Linked DNA regions of Homo sapiens: region 2 is linked to region 1. A link is a loop called in an ENCODE intact Hi-C map of the cell type or tissue named here. Cell type or tissue: prostate gland. All regions are shown on one strand.

Region 1 (8,000 bases):
ACTGAATTTGGAAAGTTTCTGGCCCTAGTTTCTTTATACGTTCTTTCTGTCCCTTTCACTCTCTACTCTACTTCTAGTTTCTCTGTGTGCTATATTAATGTGCTTGTTCCTGTCTCACAGGTCTCTGGAACTCTGTTGATTTTTTTCTCCATATGTTTTCCTCTTTTTTTTCAGATTAGAACATCTCAATCGACCTATCTTCTTCATTTGTTGACTCTTTTTTCTGCACTCACACATATGAGACCCTCTAGTAAATTTTCATTTTGGCTGTGATGCTTTACAAAATCCATAATTTCTATTTAATTTTCTTATAATTTTGATATCTTTATTTGATGAAACATTGTTTTCTACTTTACTTCTTTAGACATGGTTGTTTTTATTTCTTTGAATGTATACATAAGTTTAGTTTGTTGCATGTATACATACACACACACACGTATATCATATATATATTAGCTGATTTGAACTCTTTGTCTAGTATGTCCAGTATCTAGACATCCATAGGGGCAGGTTTGTTTTCATATATACATATATAAATACACACACACGCACACACACACACACATACACAGATACGTACATATAATTTCATATATATACACTTATATATACATATACACACACATATATATATCATATATATATATAATTTCAATAGCTTTGGGAACACAAGTGGTTTTTGGTTATATAGATGAATTGTATAGTGTTGAAGTCTGAGATTTTAGTCAGCCCATCTCCCAAGTAGTGTACACTGTACCCAATATGTAGTTTTTTATTCCTCACCTCCCTCTCAGCCTCCCCACTTCTGAGTCTCCAGTGTCCATTATACTACTCTGTATGCCTTTGCTTACTCATAGCTTAGCTTATAAGTGAGAACATAGGGTGTTTGGTTTTCCATTCCTGAGTTACTTCACTTAGAATGGCCCCCAGCTCCATCGACATTGCTGTACAAGACATTCTTTGGTTCCATCTATGTCTGAGAAATATTCCATGGATTTCCTATAGACCACATTTTCTTTATCCACACATCTTTTGATGGGCATTTAGGTTGGTTCCATATCTTTGCAATTGTGAATTATGCTGTGATAAATATATGCATTCAGATGTCCTTTTTTAATATAACAACTTATTTTCCTTTGGGTGGATACCCAGCAGTGGGCTTATGGATTGAATTGTAGATCTATTTTTGGTTATTTGAGAAATCTCCATACTAGTTTCTATAGAGGCTGTGCTAATTTATATTCCCACCAACAGTGTATAAGTATTCCCTTTTCATCATATTCATGACAACACTTATTTTTTTTTTTTTTTTGGCTTTTTAGTAATAGCTATTCTGGCTGGGGTCAAATGGTATCTCATTGTGGTTTTAATTTGCTTTTCCCCAGTGATTAGTGCTGAGTATTTTTTTCATATGTTTGTCTCTCTTCTTTTGAGAAGTGTTTATTTATGTAATTTACCTAGTTTTTGATGGGGTTGTTTTTTTTCTTACAGATTTGTTTGAGTTTTTGTGTAGATTCTGGATATTATTCACAGGGACAGATTTTAATATATGTAAAGCATGTATAGACCACACTTTCCTGTGTATTTGTGTATCTTATCATATTTTGTTGAATACTAGACACTTAAAATTATATAATGTCATAACTCTGGGATTCAGATCCTTACCCTTTTCCATGGTTTATTGTTGTTGTTTGTTATTGTTGTTGCTGTTGCTGATTATTCATAGACTTTCCAAACTAATTCTGTGGAGTCTGTGTGTGTTTTTTTTTTCTTACGTAGCCACTGAAAGTTTCTGCACTGTCCAGTGAATGATTAAACAGAGACTTATAAAAATGCCTAGAATAAACAACTTCCATTTTTTGCTGAGCGACTATCTCTGTTGAAGTAATTTTGCAATGCTCTGGAAATTTACAATTCAATCTTGGTCTTCACTTCCTGACTTTGCAGAGTCTTAATGTCAGCCAAACATGAGCGATTAAGATGTACTCAGGCCTTTCCTAGTCATGAGCACTGTCCTGAACATATGCATAGCCTTCTAGATTCCTTTAGACCTTTCAGATCTTTTCAAAGCCCTTTATGGACTTCTCCTTTCCTTTTTAAATTCACTGGACAGACTCTTGGTGTCTCCAGCTGATTTTGCCAACTCAGGTAACTATGTGTTAAATAATTGCCACTTATTTTTTAGAGAAACACCAGGGGATAGAGCCTTCACACTGAGTGAGCTCTGAATCAGGTCAGATAAAGACAACCCTTTGAATGGGGCTTTTCCAGGGAGCTTCCAGGCAGGTCAAATAATGACAGTTCTCTGAAGATGGAGCTTTGTGGGGATTTCCAAACCCATTCTTCCCTCTCCATTGGCTGCTATCCTCCTAGTTTTCACTGTGACCATGGATATGAGGCTGCTTATTTTCTATACTCCTAGTGACCTATGAAGACAGGATGAAAATAGAATAAAGTAATCTGCCACAATGCTCAATGTTTTTCCTGAGATTCAGCAATTTTTCTTGAATAACCACTTATTGAGTTGTTAGAAGTCTTTAGTTAATTTCCACGGTTCTGAAAAAGTTGATTTTAACAATACCTCCTATGTTCTCAGTGTTTTTATGGAGAAATAGATTTTCAGAGATCTTAACTCCACACTTTGTGGTGGTGTTAATTGTGATCTCTTGATCAATATAGTGTTTCTTAGACTTCTACATATTTTTGTTTCTTTTTAAATTAATAATTTTGTGAATGAGTTCTTTGGTACTACGAATATATCCTGTTCCTAATCAAAATTTCAATTTCTCCATTAATTTATGAATTTCTATTTTATTCAATGGCTTATCATTTGTTACTATCATTATTTATTTTAATGCTCAGATTGTACCAGAGCCGTTAAATAGAAGCCTTTTCACCGTAACTATACTTATTGTCAATATATTTACTTATTTAAACAAATATTCCTTTATATAACCAATTTTCCATTGCCATTGCTTTTACTTTTCTATGCCAACAATCCCTTTACATTGCTTGAACTTACACATCCCTGCCAGACCACATCCCCCACATAAACCACATGGATATTTTCCTTATCCACTCAGACTCCAAGATCTTGAGCTAAACTACTCTTCCTACAAGCACTCTTTTTACCTGCACTGACTCTAAAACCCCATATCTGATTTCTCTCACTCAGGAGTCCTCTTCTCTCTTGTGTCCTGATACTCCATGCTACACTACATCTTCCCCCTGGGGATGCCCTTTTACCCTACTTGGGTACTTATACTTTATAGTTGGCCAAGCCCCACATAAATCCCTTTCTTACATTGTCTGAGCTCCAACACAGTATACTCAGCTGCCTCAGCGGACAAACCTTCCTTATACCACTTGGGTTCTAATACTCTGAGCCAGATCACCCTTCTTGGCAGATACCTTGGTCAACATGCTTGCTTGTGTTGAATACCTTGCACTTGGCCACCACAGTAGTTGAACATTTCCTGTGCTGAGCCTTACTTTGCACAATCCTGCATAATGACTTTTAGAATGAATTGATTAGCAAGGAAAAGAAGGGAAGGGAAAAAGCAAGAAACCATTTGAAAATTTTACATAATACTTTTAATGAAATATTTATTATTCCAAAGCTGTGCATATGTAATTTTTCTAATAAAAGAAATAATTTATACATTTGCCACTTTGCCTTTAAAAATAGTATACTTCTGTTGGTTTTTTGTTTATTTATAAAATCTTTGGCTAATTGCTATATTTCATCCATAGCAGACATTTCTTAGCTTGAAATAGTTATTAAAGAATGAAAGCTAACAGTTTTCAATTACTTCAGATTTTCTAACTGAATTTATAGAAATATATTCTTGTGTAATTCAAATGACTCAAATTCAGGAATATCTAATAAGACAATAGAAAAACTACTCCCACATACTTGCCAAATACCTTTGGAATTTTACTGGCTTAAAATGTAAAATATATTTCTAAATAGATTTCATATCTTTGTAAGTTATTCACAATTAAACAAAATTCAGAACAATGTAATCATTTGCATTAATGTGTAAATATACTTGTACACAAAGAGATTACAATATATAGAGATAGTTATATTTTATTATATAATGTGTGTATATGTGTGTGTCTTGTATGTATATGTGTGTGTGTATTTACACATATATATGTTCATGCATTATGCCATATGTAGCTGGCCATGTGTGAATGTGTTTTAAGTATTTTTATATACTGGGAATGTACATATGCACATATTTAATATCATACGTGCATTTTTTAGAAGCATTCATTTTTATTAGAGTGAGAATTGAGGCTTGAGAGCTTGTTTCTTTTACATGGGAGACAAAAAAAAAAGTAATTGTTTATTTTTGTTCTCAGAGCTATCACACAAAAATAAAACAGAAAAAGGAAATAAATTTTCCTGAGCAACTTCTCCTAACTTCAATATCCAGAGAGAAATTAAGAAAATAAGAGGAAAGATGAAAGCCTAACAAGATTTAAGAAGAAAGTTTTCCATTATTCATTTAATTCACTTTTAGCTGACCAAGGTAAGGAATGTTGAAGTTTAGATAATGAATGTGTCATGGTGTCAGCATTCTTAAAAAAAAAAAAAAAAAGACTGAGGGTAGGGGAATGGAGGAGGGAGGGATGTGTTGATAATTATCATGTTAACCTAAGAATGTTTTATTCTGAGTGAGGCTAGTTTAAAACTATATTCTCTAGGTTTTGTGAGGGAGATATTAGGATAATGGATTACATATTCCCTCTATGCATATATCGAGATAAATCTTTAAAAATTCTAAAAGATAAGAAAAAGTTAAAAAAATGAGGAATTGCTTTCCAAAAACGATAATTGCAGCAAAATCAATTAGACAATTTTTCTTGATCGCATTTGAAGCTTTGACATCACACATCCCATTTATTTGCTTCTGGCCTAATAATCCTCTGCATGCTGGGAAATATCTTTGTTCTCTGATAGAAGTAATAAAGCTGTCTGCACGATTCTCTCTTGTGAGACAGAATGTTCCTATTTTATTTAATCTATTGGTGTGCAGCCTTTTCAAAGTAAATACTTCACACACACTGAACAGAGAAAGACATGCAAGGGGGCTGGCCCGAGAAGTGTAAAAATTAAAAAGTGCCCTGTGAAGAAATAATGATGGCTCTCTAAAAAATTAAATAAATAAGAATCTCGGGTCAAGCGGGCCTTGACTCTCATTGCTGCTAGAGTATGGAGTGCTTCATATTCTCCCAACCCCCCTGTTCCATTCAGTTGTTCCTGTTGAATAGAAAGCATCGAGAAAATGAAGAGATCTAAATGCCAGCAGGAGACGAGCTGCATTCTTCTAGGCATGTCCTGAGCCTAGTCACCCAGAACAACTTGTGATCCCTGGACAAAGCCGTTCACAGCAGGTGGCCATATCAAGAAATTTTCCTCCTGGAATTAGATATTATCCCAGGAATCACTACTGAGTCAAACATAATGCCCCATCCTGCTGGGTCAAGTAGGATTCCATTTCAATTTCTTTACACAACGATGCGTTTCATCTTGTCTGCGTACAATGACAGTGCTCAGGCATGAAATAAATTGAAGTGCCTGAAAGGCAGAATTATCCCTTGAACCTGCAGCATTCCCAACCCCAAAAACACACATTGTCAAGTGAGTTCCAGATAAGCAGGATCTTCAGCAAGTGTTTGTGCTGCTTGGCTTCCTTTAATCATACTCCCTTTTGTAAAACGGATTTTCGAGGGGAAAGATAAATCATTTCTGAGGAAAAAGGTCATTTTCAAAAGGCTTAAGAGGTTCATTTTGTGTGGCTTTCCAAGGTGAAACAGGTAATTCAGAGTAGTGAAAGTCTTTTGTGATCAACTTAATTCATCCTTCATATTACCAAGAATAAAAACTATTGAAATAAGACTGAATAAACTTCTTTATAACAAAGTTCCTAAGGATAGAAAGTGATGATTTGTTGTTTGTTAAGAAACTGTCCAAACTCCAGCAAATGAAAGTTTAGGTTGAGAGCAAGCTTTCCTTCCACCTTCTCTTCAGAAAGCATAGTGGTTTTTCTGGGCTGTTTGGCACACATATTTCAATAACTTATCAATAACACACCTCTGTTTACAGAACATCAGGCTAGCTTCAGCATAGCCGTAAAGCCAAAGAGCATTTTTCTCCATTGTCACATTATGTTTGAGCTCTTTAGAGATACAGACTTGAGAAAATTCAAGGAATAACATTTCCTTTCTATTTTACTGAAAACAACCTTTCCATAGCAGTCAGATATTTTGTAATCTTATATTCCACCTGTGAGAATAGTTTTCTTGAATTTATATGTGGAAGAAATTGATACAGAAGAAATAAGATATATCTTAATTTTAATAAGTTAGAGTATCTTGCAAATTGTTACCAAAAACAACTACTAGGACAAAAGGAAAGAAAGTAAAATACATACAATGACTTGATATTTAATGCATAAATCTTGTAAAATGTTTCTCTTTTAATTTTGATTGATTTGATTTAAATGTGCATCTTTAGGCAGTCTGGAAGGTCCTTTAGAATATACAATAATAACTAACTGCAAGTTGTTATATATGTTTAGAATTCTATTAATGTTCTTTTTATCTATATAATTGAATATTCAACAGTGATCCCAACATTCAAGTGAATTTGCCTACCAGCTGATAATCGGTTTTAGACTTGCTTTCTTCCACATTGTATAAATTATTTAACTGTGTATATTGTGGCAGTAAGTGCTGTAATTCTGCAAAGTTACTCTAGCTAAAAGAGTCAGGCACCTATGAATGCACAACTTTAGCCACTAACCCCACAGAATTTACTCAGAGTAGTCTAAGGAATCTATAAAAAGAGAAACAGTTGTTACAGGCTATTTACCTAGAAGAGTCAATGAAAAATAATTCCACTTATTGAAAAGGAATATCACTATGCATTTAGAAATTATATTCAAAGAAATGTGAATGAATACCTGAATGTTTGTGTTTTTCTTGTTTACTAACTTTAATGTTCTATTTCATTATTCTATCAATTTTAAAAGGATTTCCTGAAATATGTTAGAGCTAGGCTATGAGAGGATCTATATTTTTCCTAAGCATGTTTAGATACCTACTGACAATATGTGCTAGTGATTTTTTAAAATTTTTTCCCCTGAATACCCCTTCACCGTTATGTATATCAATGCCTTAATTCTTTAGACACTTATATTTTTTCCATAGTAAGCATCTTAAAATTGTAGCTTGTGTTATATAATATATATCTCATTACACTTAACATTCTAGAACTAAAGTTGCTCAATACCTGCTTAATAAGTACATTAATAGTTGAATGTTTTATTTAAAAAATAAATACATATTTGAAATAAACTTACAAAAAGTGAGTAGGAGATGACTATTTGCCCTTGCAGATGATTTTCATTTTTAGACAGATTTTTAAAATTTTCTAAATTTAAAGACTAATATCTTAATATCTAGAAGGAATTTAAGTCTAAACTTTTATTGCATGTTATTTTCCAGAATTCAGTTTCATAATGCTAAATAGATATTTAGGTAAAAATTTTAATTTGGAAGGCTTTTCGACTTAGCTCCCCAATTAATTTATATTTTACAGTTACTGATGAAGTATCTTCATGGGTAATTTTTTTCAAGTACTGAAAACTCTTTGTTTTTCAGTGCAAACCCATTCTTTATGAATATTTGTCATGAGCTTTACCTGAATGTTCTGATTGAGCCACGTATGAATCTTCAAAGGAAAGTGAAAATTGCTATAAAGAAATTTTCTGCACCAAATGTAGATTGATTATGATATTGTCCACAAGTAGATTTGGTTATAATAGAGATTTTAATTTATACTTTTTTAGGTTTTCAACACGTAAAAATATCAAGTTCGAGGAAAGGTTTTTGTTGTTGTTGTTTTATCTTAACAATCTATGTAAAGTAAATAGTGGAATATTTTTGCATTCAGTGTCCTGTGCAAAGACTGAGCTACAATATGG
Region 2 (8,000 bases), 270 kb before region 1:
TTGGTCTGCTTACAGGTGTGAGATTTGATAATATTCTACTGCTTCTGATACTATATTTCTATCTTGTACATAGTTTAGTCCCAGGCTAACTTTTTTTTATTATTATTATACTTTAAGTTTTAGGGTACATGTGCACATTGTGCAGGTTAGATACATATGTATACATGTGCCATGCTGGTGCACTGCACCCACTAACTCGTCATCTAGCATTAGGTATATCTCCCAATGCTATCCCTCCCCCCTCCCCCCACCCCACCACAAGGGGAATATCACACTCCAGGCTAACTTCTAAAGGCTGGCTGGAGACAATCTTCCAGGATGCTGCAGACTATTTACCTAGAAAGTCCTCACTCTTTAATGGTTCCATTCAATGCTGATGTCAAGAAATTCTGTGTCACATCAAGACTGTCAAGACTGAAAGTAAGGGGCAGTGTGGAGGAAAGTGTTGAAGGAAGGGCTTCTCAACTTTCTTTTTTGTCAAACTCATCCCTATTCTTCTTTTTCTAGGCTTATGTAATTTTTGAATTGGCTTTTTTGTTGTTGCTCAATATAATTGTTAATCTTTGGTTTATAACAACTGGTAGGAGTCCTCATGTGTGCTGGGCTTTAGCTTTTAAAACTCATGTGATCATATAGGGCCCACTGAATAATCCAGAATAATCTTACTACCTTGTGGTCAACAGAACTTTCATCTTAACAACATCTGCAAAGTTCCATTTGCCATGTCACTTAACATGTTAATAGGTATAACACAGGGGTCAAAGGCCATTGGGAACAAAGTTCTCCCACCACACAAGTGTTTATACAATATGACAATAACACAGATTAATATGTAGCATAGTAAATTCTCAACATATGTGCAGAATAATCTTGCCTTGAACATGTACATCTGGTCAGTTGGAGAAGTAGAAAAGCCTCTTTAGACCTTGCTTAGACAGTGTCTGACTTTAAGTTACATGATTTAATCTCTCAGTGCCTCTGTATTTTTATCTTGAAGCAAGAATGATACATTTTATCATACCTAACTCACTGGACTGATGTAAACATTACAGGAAGTAAATGAATAGTAAACTTACTATCTCAAGAATTTAGTATCCGTCTTTTATTTTTCATCACTGAGAACAGATCTTAATTAGAATCACAAATCTTCATTATAAAGAGGAAAGGAAAAAGTAAATGTCTAGAATAGTATATATTTAAAATTATTTAACTCTAATGAACTTTCAAAATCTTATGGAAAAACCCATATGGTGTGTGTAAGTGCAAATACATGGAAAAATTCGGATGAGGAATCTATTTCTTTTCATGTTTTATTGTGCCAAGAGATAATGTAGTGCCTCGTTCTGAAATCTCATCTATCATACTGTGTTCTGTAAAGTGACAGAACATGATATGACATATTGATGAGCCCCAATGTGACACAAAGCATGGTTTGTGGTCTGCGTGTAGGTAAAGATAATTAGAAAAACCCTGGAAAAGAGCAGTTTTGGAAGGATTTAATGAAGAATTATTACGATAGATAAATAAGAGGTAAGACTGAGCATACCTTTTTAAATAAAATAAAACATACAGGATATCAGATGCTATCATCCTGACCCCCAAATTTTATAATTATGTTTGGCATTTAACCTTTACATATGATTAAGATAGCAAACCTTATACCCACAGCATTCCCTTGTAAGAGGAGAATATGGTGATAGGAGGTAATTGAATTTTGTTCTGACCTGGTTTGGCCTCTGTGCGGAAGCAATTTGTGAATTATTTAGGAAAAAAGGAAAAGTATATTGCCTCAAGAGAGAATGCTGGGTGCAAAGAAGAATTTAGTTCAGTTGTGCTGTCTCTTAGAATACATCTGCTTTCCTAGCTTGAAATGAAAAACGAAATGGAAATTTCCATTCATCCTTATGCATTAACAAGATCCCTTCTTTTCACTGCCATGCTTCATATGTCCCAAACTAGACCAATGGTGGATCTAAAACTTTACAAATCATGCTGGAAGCTTTGTTATTAGGATGGCAATCTATGATTGAACCAATAAAGGGAAGTAACTCCACTGTAAATAAATTTGGCATGAATATTTGGGCTTCACAAACCAAGACTAAGGTACATTAAGAACAACATTAAGTGCAGTTGTTAATCTTAGCAGTTCTATTGAGTTATATCTCCTTATATTTATACAATTTTAAAAAGGAACTATGGATTATTGGCATTAGAATAGTGATGAAATGAGAAAAATAATTGCTTTTTTCATTCTTGCCCCTTTCTTTGTTTTTTAAAGTCCTATTTTATGTTGCGATTACATAACTTACTGTCTGTGAAAATTTTAAAAATGCCAATATTATCATTGTGCTTTAATACAAGTCACAAATATATTTAAAGAACACCATTCTCCAAAGATTATAAATATTTTACTTTTTATTGCCATCAATGGTATTGGCATGTATGTGAAAGCCAAAGGATCGGAATGAAAATGATTTAATAAAGAAATTCAAAACTAATGTAAAAAATGAAATTGCAACTGGGCTGTCACGGCCTTAGAGAGTTGAGGGGTCGGTATGAAACATTTTGTTTTATTTCTAAAGCTTTGATTGGCCTGCCAACATGCATTTGTGCTGTCACTCTGAGGGCCCTTCTAGTAGCACTGAAGTGGCAGGCAGCTCTTGATTGATGAGTGTTTGCATCCATTTTATTATTTGTTTTATATTTCTTCCCTGACATGTTTAACTGAAAAAAAATCACACAAGAACCTTTGCAATTATGTGAGTCAACCCACATCAGAATTCCATTTCGGTGTATTTAGGAAACTGCAGCAAAAACAAACATACATACAAACACCACAGGTTACTTGGAGATAAGAAGATGATGTCAGTTCTGTAACATTATTAATATATTCCTGTTCAAGTAAGAGGCAACAAAAAAATCACATGCCAACAATTTTTTAAAAAGTTATAAGTTAGGCTAAAACTTTCTGAAATGGTTTCAAACATAAAACGATGTCTTTGGTAGTGAGCCATTTTACTATTTCCCCACCGCAATTTTCACATGCAAAGGGGAAAAGACCCCAAGATTGAGACTTTAAATTTCAGCATTTGATTGCATAAATATTGGTAAGCAGTGTTTAAAGGCTAAAGTGGCCCTGTAATCAAAGACTCAGCATTCTCATTTCATGAAGTAATACAGGCTTGTACAGTGTTAATGTCATAAGTCTGAGATTGGCTCAATATACAGATTTGAGCATACATATTGGCATTAACTTGGTCCTTTAATTTGTGCCACCTGGCTGAATAAAAGGCATGAAAAATATATTCACCCTTTGATTTTTTTCTATCCCACAACAATGGAGCCAGTTTTTTTTTTTTTTTTTTTTTTTAATCTGTTAGGGCTCTGTGTTTCACTTAAAAGGAAAGCAACTCAGACTGACTTAAACGATACATGACAAAAAAAGTGGGTTTTGTTTTTCTGCATTTGGCTGATTGCTTTCGGCTTTTATAACTGGAAGATCCAGGGATAGGGTGGAAATCAAGATTGACTTGCCTTAACTGCTCACGGAGTCATCACTCTGCAGGCCTTGTGCAGGGTCAGCTTATCGTCAGACTGACTTCTCTCGTAGTGGTAAAATGACAGTATAGATTTAGACTTTACATTCAACCACCCCACTGTCAAGAATTACTCACAAGATGTCTTCTTTCTCAGAATCCATTAAAAAATGTAAATGTCCTATTTGGGTCAGATATTCTTTCTTGAACCAATATAAAAGGGAGGTTGACAATGACCAAATTCCAAATACAAATCAAAATCAATTTAAGAAAATTTTAAGACCCGTGAGTTAAGAATTAGTACTTGAGGCCGGGCGTGGTGGCTCATGCCTGTAATCCCAGCACTTTGGGAGGCCGAGGCGGGTGGATCTCAAGGGGAGATTGAGACCATCCTGGCTAACACGGTGAAACCCCGTCTCTACTAAAAACATAAAAAATTAGCCGGGCGTGGTGGCGGGCGCCTGTAGTACCAGCTACTCGGGTGGCTGAGGCAGGAGAAAACCCGGGAGGCGGAGCTTGCAGTGAGCCGAGATCGCGCCACTGCACTCCAGCCTGGGCGACAGAGCGAGACTCCGTCTCAAAAAAACAAAAAACAAAAAACAACAAAAAAAAGAATTAGTACTTGATTATGTTGGTGAAGAAATCTTTGTGTGAGCTGAATTAATCTTAAAAGGCTTCTAGGAGCAAATTTTGTTTTTAAGATATATTTAAATTATGGGCAAAAAGAGTGTGATGAACTGGAAGGGGCAAATTGGAGTAATGCCCCCTACGTCAATTTTTGTACTTACATTTGAGATATATTTAAAAATAGATACCCCACTGAGCACTTATTTAAAGCCCTATGCTAAGCTCTTTATATATATTATTCATATCACACAAAGACCTTTTCTAGAATTAGATACTATTATCCCTATTTAGCAGATGAGAAAACTGGGTTTCAGAGAGGTTAAGTGACTTTTCCAAGATCATTGTTAGAAAGTGATGAAAAGTAATTTGAATTTATAACTTCTAATTTGATAGTTCATGATCATAACCATTACATTATTATTATGCTCACATTTTTTGGTTTATAGGTCAATCTCTTATTTTGTGATCTTTAATATGTTTATTATTTATAGGTCAATCTCTTCATTTTTGTGAAATCCCTAAAGGCAGAAAAAGCAGGGAATCTTTACTGCTCAATTCACTAACCTCTCTGTAGTATCTAAAATAGTGTCTGACTTATAGTAAATGCTTAATTAATATTTAAAAATTGTTGAATAAAGGATTATATCTTTTGGGCTAGAAAATGACATTATTGATTACCTTAGGCCAATTCTGGAACTGGTTGCTACACAAAAGGGGAGAGATAAAATTTATCATAAAAAAAATATATATAACAACAATGTCCGCTACAATTCTTGGAAGAAAATTCCAAATTTGGAGTCTGGCACCACATTTTATTAACTACCTAACTAAAGTGTGGTTTTCTGTACCTCTGTTTTCTTTTATAAAATTATGGAAATGTATAGTGCACATCTCACTCTCTTATTGTGAATACTGTGAAGATTAAAAAAGGTAATATATGTCAGTTATCATGCAATATGCCCAGCATAAGAACTCACTGAATATTAAATACTATAATTCTTATTGTTACTAACTGTCTTTTCCACTTCATTATCATTCTTATTAGCATCATCTCCATGAGATCAAAGTGTTCCAATTATATCCTGAGGAGGCTGTTGTTTGATCTATTTTTCAACTGTAAGATGGTCCTTAATAACATCAATAATATGTATTAATTGGTAAGTATGGCCAAGAAGACTATTTGGGCTGATTTGTCCTAAATCAGTTACTTTCCAGGGACTTCCCTCATCAAAAGTCATGTAAAATTCAATCTAATGAGAGGTTTGCCAAAGAATTTACAGGATGCCTTTGGTATTCAAACAGAATATTCTTGAATCTGATATAGCAAACCCAGGGAACTGAAACAAATTACTTAATTTTTCAGTTTCTGGAAATTTAGAACTTAGGAATTCTCTGAAATACATTTTGATTTTGAAGATTTAATAAAATTGTATTCCTTTGTAAGACTGAGCTTACATTCATCTCTATCTTAGAAATTGTTCTTAAACACTTTTCAACCACCAAAATGTTAATACTTGTACCTTACATTTGTGACCACTTATATAGAATCTGATAGTATTAGTTGTTTCATGTGAATGAGTCTTATTTTTCTAAAAATTTTTTCTAAAAGTTTTTAACCGTTATATATTCCTATAGTGACAGCATCTTCCACACTTAAAAACTTATAATACGGTTAATTAATGTTCATACACTTACAGAGTACTTGGGAATGCTTTTTAAATATCTACCTCTGACATAGTTAGGGCAAGTAATTTTATTTAACAAGGGAGAAAATTTAAATTTCAGAGCATTAAGTCATTTATTCAAAGTCATTTATCTAGTAAGTGACAGACCCCAAATTTCAACTCAAGTAGGTCTTTATATGTCAAATCTGGTCCTTGGGAGTATTTTTGTTCTAACAAACATTGCTTCTTCAAGTGCATATTCTTTCACTAGACTGGGAATATATGAAAGCCAGTACTTTCGTGACTTCTTTGTACACTCAGGTGGTTCAATGTTTTTCTCGCAAGAAACCAAGTGAATATTAAAAATATTCCTAATTGACAAGGAAGTACAGGAGCTGACTTGCTAGGATCACAGAACCAACAACAAGAGTGCGTCTGCATGTCAAGACTCTGACCTACTGTGTGGGACTCTTTTCATTACTCCATCCTCATCCTCCACCAGCCATAGCCACCGAAGAACACTCACTTATTTAAGCAAACTCTGTTTTTAGAATTGAAGATGATAATTATTTATTGCTTTTTTCAGAGTTTTTATTTTTTAACATTTATTACAACAAATTAGAATATAAGATGATGTGTCACGCCACCTTCCCCCAGAACTGATTCTGCTTATTTGACGGTTTGGATAGAGGGCGGCTTTCCCTATTGCATGCTTTCTCATACTGCATCTTTAGACAAAGGTGACCATCCCATAGAGATAGCGATGCAGATCTTGCTAGAGCTTCTAAACAACTAAATAACCAACTGATGATCAAACATTCATCCATCCCTTTATAAGTTCATTTATTTAATAAATATTCACCTTATTGAATTAGTGGGAAGATAATGATGAATAAGCTATAGTATAGTGGATGCAGTAGAGAAGGAACTTTATAAATCCACAGAAATATATACTTGATCTTTGGGGTGAACTATTGGGTATCATAAAAGCACTTAGTGTGCACCAGTCTGTGTTCTAAATAGTTCACATTTAGGAACTCAATTAATATTCATTTATATCTGAGAGAGAACTATTATTTACCCCAACCTACAGATAATATAATGGACACCCAAATGAATTAAGTAACTTTCTCAAGGTGGATATAGAGTAACTAAATTAAGGCTTGAAATTCCGCTGTCTGACTAAATTCCTCCATGCAGCCAAAGTACCTTGTGTGTGCTATTTTGTCATTCTCAAGATTCTACAATATACATGGTCATTTGTGTGCATGTTTCATTTTTTTTTTTTTTGCTAGATTCTTTACCCTCAGAGAGATAAATCATATTTCATGTATTTGGGCCTTACCCATGGTATCTAGCATCATGTTTTGGAAATAGTTGCTTTACAAACAAATTAAAATCATTGTTCTTTATAAACTCGTAACTAAATAAAAAGTAGCAATAATATTAAACATAAGGAATGAGACAAGCACAATGAGCAAAGATAGCAAAATGTAGGCTCTTGTAGTAATGAAGGAAGATCTCAACACTCAAAGAATAATCCTGCTCTATTGTTAAATCAAATAGGATGTCTAATTAGCTAAGCAAGGATTTTTCTTTCTTTTTTCCTCCCCCAGAAACCCATTCAATTTTTAAAATATTCAAAATTCCTAAATGAAACAATTTTAATCATCTATCTGTAAGTTGGTAGCACTATAGGAAATTGACAGCCTGGCATCAGAGTTAAACACCTTTTTAATTCTTTTTGCTTCTAATTTGTATCATTAGTGCATCTTAGTCTGTCAAAGTAATCAAAGCCATCAGTGTGGGAGAAAAGGTGACTTGTGCGTACGAGTATCATGTATTTATTAATATGATTATTTTAGTCAATTAGTTGAAAAGAACTTATTTGTAATGACTACAGTCACTGACCATGTTTATATTAGCATACTTCCACTATGGTGAAGGTCCTGTCTACGAGTAAGAAAGCTATAGCTAGCATCAAGAAATGTTAAAACAGCTCTGTATTCATGCAGTATGAGGACACACATGTGTGTCCTCTGTGTAAGGAAAAGCAGGGTAGTAAAGTCAAATCAAAATATTTGGGATTATATTTCTTCTTTGGCTATTCTCCAATTAGAATAATATGAGACTTTGTGGGCACATTACCTAGAATGAAATATGAAGTTTCACC

What was found. A loop is a pair of places that touch in the nucleus more often than their neighbours do. Peaks named below come from ENCODE experiments on the same cell type or tissue, not always from the same donor. Only the 100,000 strongest peaks of a DNase experiment are listed, where the experiment ranks them.
Region 2: a loop joins it to region 1, with 2.5 times the contacts of the local background. A loop is called at or near these places in 4 of 110 quality-filtered maps.

What each region holds. Positions count from the first base shown.
Region 1 is chr6:94,040,272-94,048,271 of GRCh38, forward strand. No RefSeq gene overlaps it. Among named protein-coding and RNA genes, the nearest start is that of TSG1, 340 kb to the left of the region's middle. In prostate gland, no CTCF peak of the experiment used is centred here; no DNase peak of the experiment used is centred here; H3K27ac peaks cover 1,578 bases.
Region 2 is chr6:93,770,020-93,778,019 of GRCh38, forward strand. TSG1 (tumor suppressor TSG1) reads left to right here. Exons shown (of 10, transcript NR_015362.2): 9 at 5,209-5,320; 10 at 6,149-6,601. Among named protein-coding and RNA genes, the nearest start is that of TSG1, 67 kb to the left of the region's middle. In prostate gland, no CTCF peak of the experiment used is centred here; no DNase peak of the experiment used is centred here.